Linked DNA regions of Homo sapiens: region 2 is linked to region 1. A link is an interaction called in ENCODE POLR2A ChIA-PET data of the cell type or tissue named here. Cell type or tissue: Panc1. All regions are shown on one strand. Each heading gives the region's core, and the rest is flanking DNA. Links, peaks and the distances in the headings are about the cores only. Region 1 has its middle 65 kb from the start of CD36. Region 2 overlaps SEMA3C (semaphorin 3C).

Region 1 (4,404 bases), core at 201-4,200:
TGAAACATAGGCCATGCTTGTACACTTAACTTTAATGGCTTCAGGAACACATCAAGGATATAAGTAGCCAGCCTTCAGAGCAGAGGCAAATGGGCTACAAATAAAGGCCCATATGATTTTCAACTGCACACAGTGCCCCATAAAATTTAGGACACTACAGCCGGGCGCAGTGGCTCAACCTGCAATCCCAGCACTTTGGGTGGCCGAGGTGGGCGGATCACGAGGTCAGGAGATCGAGGCCATCCTGGCTAACAAGGTGAAACCCTGTCTCTACTAAAAATACAAAAAATTAGCCGGTGTGGTGGCGGGCGCCTGTAGTCCCAGCTACTCGGGTGGCTGAGGCAGGAGAATTGTTTGAACCCGGAAGGTGGAGGTTGCAGTGAGCAGAGATCGTGCCGCTGCACTCCAGCCTGGGCGACAGTACAAGACTCCATTTCAAAAAAAAAGTTAGGGCACTCCATATAACAAACTGTGCTTTTAATTGAAAACTCTGAAGTTGAAAATGGTAAGAACAGATCATCTAAAATGCAAGGGCTAATATGTTATTAAACAGCTTTTCCCTTGAGCAACCCTAGAATGAATGGCAGCAGAATCATTTACATAGAGTGAGCAATAGAGAAGAGGCTAGGTCTTGAATATAGGTGGTTATATATTAATAACCTTGTCTATTACAATACTACTTTCAAGCTCAAGTTAGAGAAATGCTTTGGGAATACTCTTAAGTTTAGCAGGGTCTAAAGCAACATAGAATGGGGCTTCTAATAAGTTGAGAGAGAACCTTGGCATATTCTGCTCACCCCTCTTAACATCATTGTTTGGAGACTGAAGGACAGCTGTCATCCTGTCAGGACCATGCCCAAAGAGCCCACAAGTTTCACCCTGTAACTCACAGAGCAAACAGGCTACCCTGTCAGCAATTTCTCAGATTGCTTTTCATCCACCAGCAGGCTTATTTTCATGTATTGCCATCTAAATCTCTCCAATTTTGTGTCAGTGCAGAAAGTATTATCCTTTTTATCTAAGGTTAATTCTTCCACCTAAGCAAATGAGTGTGCTAAAATATTTTCTATCCTTAAACTAAAACAAAAATCCCTCTGCTATTGGAATTCTAGGCAAGTGGTCATAACCACCACTATCATTCTTATGTGGAAAGGATGTTTCTATCTTGCCACCCTCCTCACCCCCTACACCACAGTCTATTCTCAACCCAGCAGTGAGTGTCCCTGTTAAAATATTGTTCCATGTCACTCCTCTGCCTAAAACCCTAACTCAGGGTATAAGCCAAAGTTCACAAAATGTCCTTCAAGATCACAGGTAATTGGTCCACCTTCCACCTTTAACTCTGATCTTACTTTCTATTCCTTTCCCTGTCCATCACTCAGTTCCAGATTCCCTGATAAATTTGTCCAGTCTTGCATATGCCAGGCACACTCCCACTGCGTGGTCTTTGTGTTAGCTTTGCCCCCTGCCCAAAGGGAAGATCTACATTACTATATATACTCATGGCTTTCTTCTTCATCCCATTCAACTTTTTTGCTTAAAACTAACCTTCCCAGGCTGGACGCAGTGGCTCATGCCTGTAATCCCAAAACTTTGGGAGGCTGAGGCGAGGGGATCAACTGAGGTTGGGAGTTTGAGACGAGCCTGACCAACATGGAGAAACCCTGTCTGTTAAAAATACAAAATTAGCCAGGCATGGTGGTACATGCCTGTAATCCCAGCTACTCGGGAGGCTGAGGTAGGAGAATCACTTGAACCTGGGAGGCGAGGTTGCAGTGAGCTGAGATCTCACCATTTCACTCCAGCCTGGGCAACAAGAGCAAAACTCTGTCTCAAAAATAAATAAATAAATAAATAAATAAATAAATAAATAAATAAATAACCTTCCCATGAGGTCATCCCTAATCACTATTAAATTTGCATTCTACCTCAAGTCCACCCTTTCCTCTTTTTTCTGCTTGTGCTTATCTCCCAACAAGGTGTGCGCTCACGCTCTCTCTCTCCCTCTCTCTCTCAATAGATAGATAGATAGATAGATAGATAGATAGATAGATAGATACAAGTTTGCATGCAATTAAGAATTGTGTTTATGTGCTTGTATATGCAGAAAGAGAGGGAGGAAGAACAAGAGAACAGACATTTTAGTCTATTTGTATATAAGACCCAGCTCCTATGGCAGTGATAGGCTCATAGTAGGTACTCAGGAAATATGTGTTGAATGAAAGGAATAGTGATATTGGCATAGAGTAAGAGAGCTGACATTGGAGATGGAGAGGAGTGGATAGATTTGAGCAATATGAAGGAGACAAATGTCAGGATTTGCTGAGTAACTGGCTATGGTATGTTAGAAGGTGATGAGCTGGAAAGCAGACTGAGAGGAGACAGAAAACCCGGGAGAGGAGTGATGCAGTGGGAGTCAAAGGATGGACTCCTCCTGGGGTTTAGGGTAATGGTTAGTATTAATAGTATCAAAGTGAGATAAGGACTAAAAAAGCATTTCATTGGATCTGGTGGCTTGAATAACACTGTAAGAATAAGTTTGATATAACTCAAATGTTCTATGATCACTCTCCCACCATGCTGCTTCTTACCCAATAAGCCTCCTTTTTCCTCCTCTCTCTGACCAGCACCCATATAAATGCAGGCAGATACTTCTAACTATTAGTATGCAGCAGAAGTGATGTTGCATGACTGCCTAGCCAGGTCATAAAAGGTGACGCAGCTTCTGCCTGGCTTTGTCTTTCTATTCAGACTGTCCCTTTGGAGCACTGGTCATTATGTAATCAGCCTGGCTATCTTGAAACCACCATGCTAGACAGGCCATATAGAGGTAGAGAAATGCCTGCAGAACCCCATATCTGGTCTCCAGCTGTATGAATCTTCTCAACCCACTTCAACATGTGAGTGAGGAAGCTTTTGAGATGACTTCAGCCGCAATCACCACCCCATTATAACAACAGACTCCTGTGCTAGTCAGCTCAGCTTCCATAACAAAATATTATAGACTGGGTGGCTTAAATAATATATTTATTTTCACAGAGTTCTGGAGGCTGAAAGTCTAACATCAGGGCTCCACCGTGATTGGGCTCTGCGGAGGGCTGTCTTCCTGTCTTGCAGACAGCTGTCTTCTCTCTGTGTCCTCACACGACAGAGGGAGAGAGCTAGCCCTGGTGTCTCTTCTTATAGTCAGTACTAATCCCATTGGACCAGAGTCTCACCCTTATAACTTCAACTAACCCTAATTACCTCCAAGAGGCCCCATCTCCAAATACCTTACATTTGGGGGTTAGAGTTTCAATTATGAATTTGGGGGTGAGGGATGGACACAAACATTCAGTCCATAAACAGAAACTCCCATCTGGAATACCTACCTGAGTCCAGTCCACACCAGAACCATGAGAGATAATAATGATAAAGGATCATTGTGGTTTTATGCACTAAATTGAGGATGCTTTGATATACAGTAGAAAACCAGAACTCTTGCCAGGCATGGCAGCTCACACCTGTAATCCTAGCACTTTGGGAGGCCAAAAGGAGAGTACTGCCTGAGTCCAGGAGCTCAAGACCAGCCTGGCCAACATGGTGAAACCCCATCTCTACAAAAATACAAAAATTAGCAAGGTGAGGTGGCGCACGCTTGTAATCCCCGCGACTTGGGAGGCTGAGGTGGCAGGATTACTTCAACCCAGAAGGCAGAGGTTGCAGTGAGTCAAGATCATACCACTGCACTCCACTGTCTCAAAAAAGAAAAAAGAAAAAGAAAAAGTAAAACCAGAACTGCTGTTCATCTTTCAGACTTCTGCCAGCTATTTCTGCAGAGAAGAACTTTCTGCCCTTCCCCACTTCTTTCACCCAGGTACAAGGTAACTATACATCCTTTGTGTTCCCCCAAACATTTTATTTTGCTTTAACATGGAGTTTTCACAAATGAGAACAATTGTCTCTATTTCCTACAAGAATTGCTGGAGGCAGACAATATAGAAGTCATAAAAAATGTTGAAAAGATAAATAAGCGTTTAAAACCTACACATATCATGTCTGAAGAATAGACTTGTGGGTCTATTGCATCAGACGTGGAAGGGGCAATAGGGGCAATATTTTATACCTAAAGAAAATCAACATCAGTTTTACCCTTCACCTTCAGCCAGCCCATTAAGTGTGTATGAGAGAGAGAGAGAGAGAGTGCACGTGTGTGTGTACAGGGTTGCCCCACCTAAGAGAGAGAGAGAGAGAGAGAGAGAAAAAGAGAAAGAGAGTGTGTTTACAGTGTTGCCCTACCTGAGAGAGAGAGAGAGAGAGAGAAAGTGTGTGTGTGTGTGTGTGTGTGTGTGTGTGTGTACAGGGTTACAACTAAACTGACCCACAAGTCTCTGAATTTTAGTGAGGCACAGACCTAAAGGAGAG
Region 2 (4,404 bases), core at 244-4,243, 160 kb after region 1:
AATAAAAGATTATAAACCTTCTCCTAATGGCCAACTATTTTTGAATTTCTGCCTTAATATTTTGATGATACTTTTATTTCTTCCTCAAGACACATTACCATGTCTATCATGTCTCCTTTCACAGTGCAGCACCATCATATTTCCATTAACATGTGGCTCTGGACATACAATAGATCCAACTGCACCCCTTAAAACACAGCGGCAATGTGGTAGAGAAAACTGACTTAACATAGTAAAAACTATAGCCTGAGCTCTGCTCACCAAGCTGAGTATTACAGAGACATTATCCTGTTTCCATTTGATAGAGTTAAAGTGATCTCAATCAGAGAGCAAGATCTAAGCTTAATGGGTAAAAATTCAGAGTTGAGGTTTGAGATCCCAAACTGCCAAGGTCAAGGGCCCATGGTCATTACTCTTCTAGCAGTGACAGAAACAGAACGGATAAGTGCATTCAATCAAAAGGCATGAACAGCGAAGACGAGGCCACCCACACAAACATCTGTTTGCTCATGAGGTCCTTTTCATAGGATACCATAAAGACAGGTGTGGGGTTTGAAAAATTCTGTTTGGGGAGACCTACTGCTTGGTGAGTGCTTTTCTTCTGTAGTTACCTTCGAAGCATACTTTCAACAATTCTTCTTTAACTCATGTTTGTTTATTGAGTGCCAGTAATGTTGACATAGTTTATGTGTGACTTTAAATCAAAGGCATATTGAAAGAAATAATATGGATTTTCACTTAATTAACAAAGGCCTTTATCCAGTTGATCAAACATGAGAAAATGAGAACATACCAATATGAACATTCCTTTGCCATCCTGTTCCCTCACAACAGCACTACAGGGCAGACTTTCAGTATAAAACGCATGAAAAAAATGTTTTCTCCCCTGTTCAGAAAAACTTCGATTATTAAGAATTATTCCTAAAGCATCAGTTTATCTATTATTGAAAAGAAATACATATTTTTTATACATATAGAGTATTTTCACAGGGCAACAGCTTCTAGATCAACTAGTTCTGAAAACTTACTATATATATTACAAAATGATTCAGTTATTTATAATATATAATATGTTTCAGTTAAATTTGCCACTTAATAGCATGATATTACATATTTGCTTGCCATGGTTTTCAATATTCTAGACCTTCCTTTAAATAGTCCATAAAATGTCCAAATTTTAGAAGTTACTTCATTGTATATCTAAATCACATTTAATAAGAGGTTATTTGTGGCAATATGTCAAGTCAAACATATAACAAGGTAGATTTAAAACAAAACTGAGCACTGTTCACACAAATTAAATAGCTATGAATTTAAACATTTAAAGCCTTTAGAAGACTGATCTCAAAGGTTATAGAATGCAACTATGATTTAAATTGCAACATTTGTTATTTCAAAGAATATTTTTGCGTAAGTATTCTTCACCAACCATTGTACTAGGCTCTAAGAATACAGTGTTGAATTAAACAATGCATCTCAGATGATTTAACACATGCAAGTCTGGTTTAACATATGCAAGTCAATAAATGTGATACATCACATAAACAGATTTTAAAACCAAAATCACACGATCATCTCAACAGATGCAGAAAAAGCATTTGACAAAATCCAGCATCCCTTTATGATTAAAACTCTCAGCAAAATCGACATACAAGGTACCTACCTCAATATAATAAAAGTCATTTATGACAAACCCACAGCCAACATAACACTGAATGGGGAAAAGCTGAAACCATGCCATCTAAGAAATGGAAAGAGACAAGAATGCACACTCTTACCACTCCTCTTCAACATAGTACTGGAAGTCCTAGCCAGAGCAATCAGACAAGAGAAAGAAATAAAGGGCATCCAAATAGGTAAAGAGGAAGTCATACTGTCACTGTTTGCTGATGATAGGACCATTTACCTTGAAAACCCTAAAGACTCCAGAAAGCTCCTAGAACTGATAAAAGAATTCAGCAAAGTTTCCAGATACAAGACTAAGATACACAAGTCAGTAGTAGCTTGTGTACCAACAGCGACCATGCAGAGAATCAAACCAAGAACTCAACCACTTTTTCAATAGCTGCAAAAAAACAATAAAATACTTAGGAATATACCTAACCAAGGAGTCAAAAGACCTCTACAAGGAAAACTACAAATCACTGCTCAAAGAAATCACAGACAACACCAACAAATGGAAACACATCCCATGCTCATGGATGGGTAGAATCAATATTGTGAAAATGACCATACTACCAAAAGCAATCTACAAATTCAATGCAATCCCCATCAAAATACCACCATCATTCTTCACATAATTAGAAAAAACACAATTCTAAAATTCACATGGAATCAAAAAAGAGCCTGTATAGCCAAAGCAAGACTAAGCAAAAAGAACAAATCTTGAGGAATCACTCTACCTGATTTCAAACTATACTATAAGGCCATAGTCACCAAAACAGCGTGGTACTGGTATAAAATAGGCACACAGACCACTGGAACAGAATAGAGAACCCAGAAATAAACCCAAATACTTACAGTCAACTGATCTTCAACATAGCAAACTAAAACATAAAGTGGGGAAAGGACATCCTTTTCAACAAATGGTGCTGGGATAATTGGCTAGCCACATGGAGGAGAATGAAACTGGATCCTCATCTCTCTTCTTATACAAAAATCTACTCAAGATGGATTAATGACTTAAACCTAAGACCTGAAACTATAAAAATTCTAAAAGAGAACACTGGAAAACCCTTCTAGACTAAGGCAAGAATTTCATGACCCAGAACCCAAAAAGCAAATTCAATAAAAATAAAGATAAATAGTTGGGACTTAATTAAGCTAAAGGGTTTTGCACAGCAAAAGGAACAGCTGAAGCTGGAGAATTGCTTGAACCTGGGAGGCAGAGGTTGCAGTGAGCCAAGATCGTGCCATTGCACTCCAGCCTGGTGACAGAGCGAGACTCCATCTTAAAAAAAAAAAAAAAATAGCTCAACATCACTAATGATCAGGGAAATGCAAATCAAAACCACAATGGAATACCACCTTACTCCTGCAAGAATGGCCATAATCAAAATATTAAAAAAAAAAAAAAACAGTAGATGTTGGTGTGGATGTGGTGAACAGGCAACACTTCTACACTACTGGTAAGAATGCAAACTAGTACAGCCGCTATGGAAAACAGTGTAGAGATTCCTTAAAGAACTGAAAGTAGGACTACCATCTGATCCAGCAATCCCACTACTGGGTATCTACCAGGAGGAAAAGAATTCGTTATAGAAAAAAGGTACTTGCACAGGCATGCTTATAGCAGCACAATTCGCAATTGCAAAATTGGGGAACCAACCCAAATGCTCGTCAATCAACGAGTAGATAAAGAAACTGTGGTATATATATATCACATATATATATATACACACATATATATACACACACATATATATGTGATATATATATCACAGATATATATATCACATATATAGTAGTATTCCATCATATATATAGTAGTATTCCATCATATATATAGTAGTATTCCATCTGATATATATGTGATACATATATATGTGATATGTGATATATATATCACATATCACATACATATGTATCACATATATATGTATCACATATATATCACACATATATTACATATATATCACATATATATCATATATATCACATATATAATATGTATATCACATGTATATCACATATATATCACATATATCACATGTATATCACATATATATCGCATGTATATCACATATATATCACATATATATAAATGACAGACTACTACTCAGCCATAAAAACGAATGAATTAACAGCATTGGCAGCAACCTGGATGAGACTGGAGACTACTATTCTAAGTGAAGTAACACAGGAATGGAAAACCAAACTTTGTATGCTGTTAGTGATATGTGGGAGCTAAGCTATGAGGATGCAAAGGCGTTAAGAATGAGACAATGGACTTTGGGGACTTGGGGGGAAGAGTGAGAGCGGGTGAGGGATAAAAGACTGCAAGTATGGTGCAGTGTACAATGCTCAGGTGATGGGTGCACCAGAATCTCGCAAATCACCACTAAAGAATTTACTCATATAACCAAATATCACCTGTACCGCAATAACTTATGAAAAAATAAAAAATATAAAAAAGTAAAATAAAGAAGATAAAAACAATGTATCTCTTTCCTTAGAGTTTTTATTCAATATTTAACTTAACACAAGGGTTATTATGTTGTTACTAAAGTAATCTTAAATTAGCTAGTAATAGGGAAAATATATTAAGAAAAATAGGACACAATGTAGAAGAAAAAAATAAAGAAAAACAAAAGCCCCTCACCAACACCTTACAAGAAAGGTGTTGTAAGGAGGCTCTTACAAGAGCTTCCAAAATATGACAATTAGATAAAACTCAACTTACTC

The links. ChIA-PET counts read pairs that join two places held together with the same protein. Peaks named below come from ENCODE experiments on the same cell type or tissue, not always from the same donor. Only the 100,000 strongest peaks of a DNase experiment are listed, where the experiment ranks them.
Region 2: POLR2A ChIA-PET joins it to region 1 with 9 read pairs; 1 of 35 experiments calls an interaction of 5 or more read pairs at or near these places.

Annotation. Positions count from the first base shown.
Region 1 is chr7:80,701,102-80,705,505 of GRCh38, forward strand. No RefSeq gene overlaps it. Among named protein-coding and RNA genes, the nearest start is that of CD36, 65 kb to the left of the region's middle. In Panc1, for the core only: no CTCF peak of the experiment used is centred there; no DNase peak of the experiment used is centred there; H3K27ac peaks cover 2,531 bases.
Region 2 is chr7:80,860,278-80,864,681 of GRCh38, forward strand. The region is part of intron 2 of SEMA3C (semaphorin 3C); the gene reads right to left. Among named protein-coding and RNA genes, the nearest start is that of SEMA3C, 57 kb to the right of the region's middle. In Panc1, for the core only: no CTCF peak of the experiment used is centred there; no DNase peak of the experiment used is centred there; H3K27ac peaks cover 1,349 bases.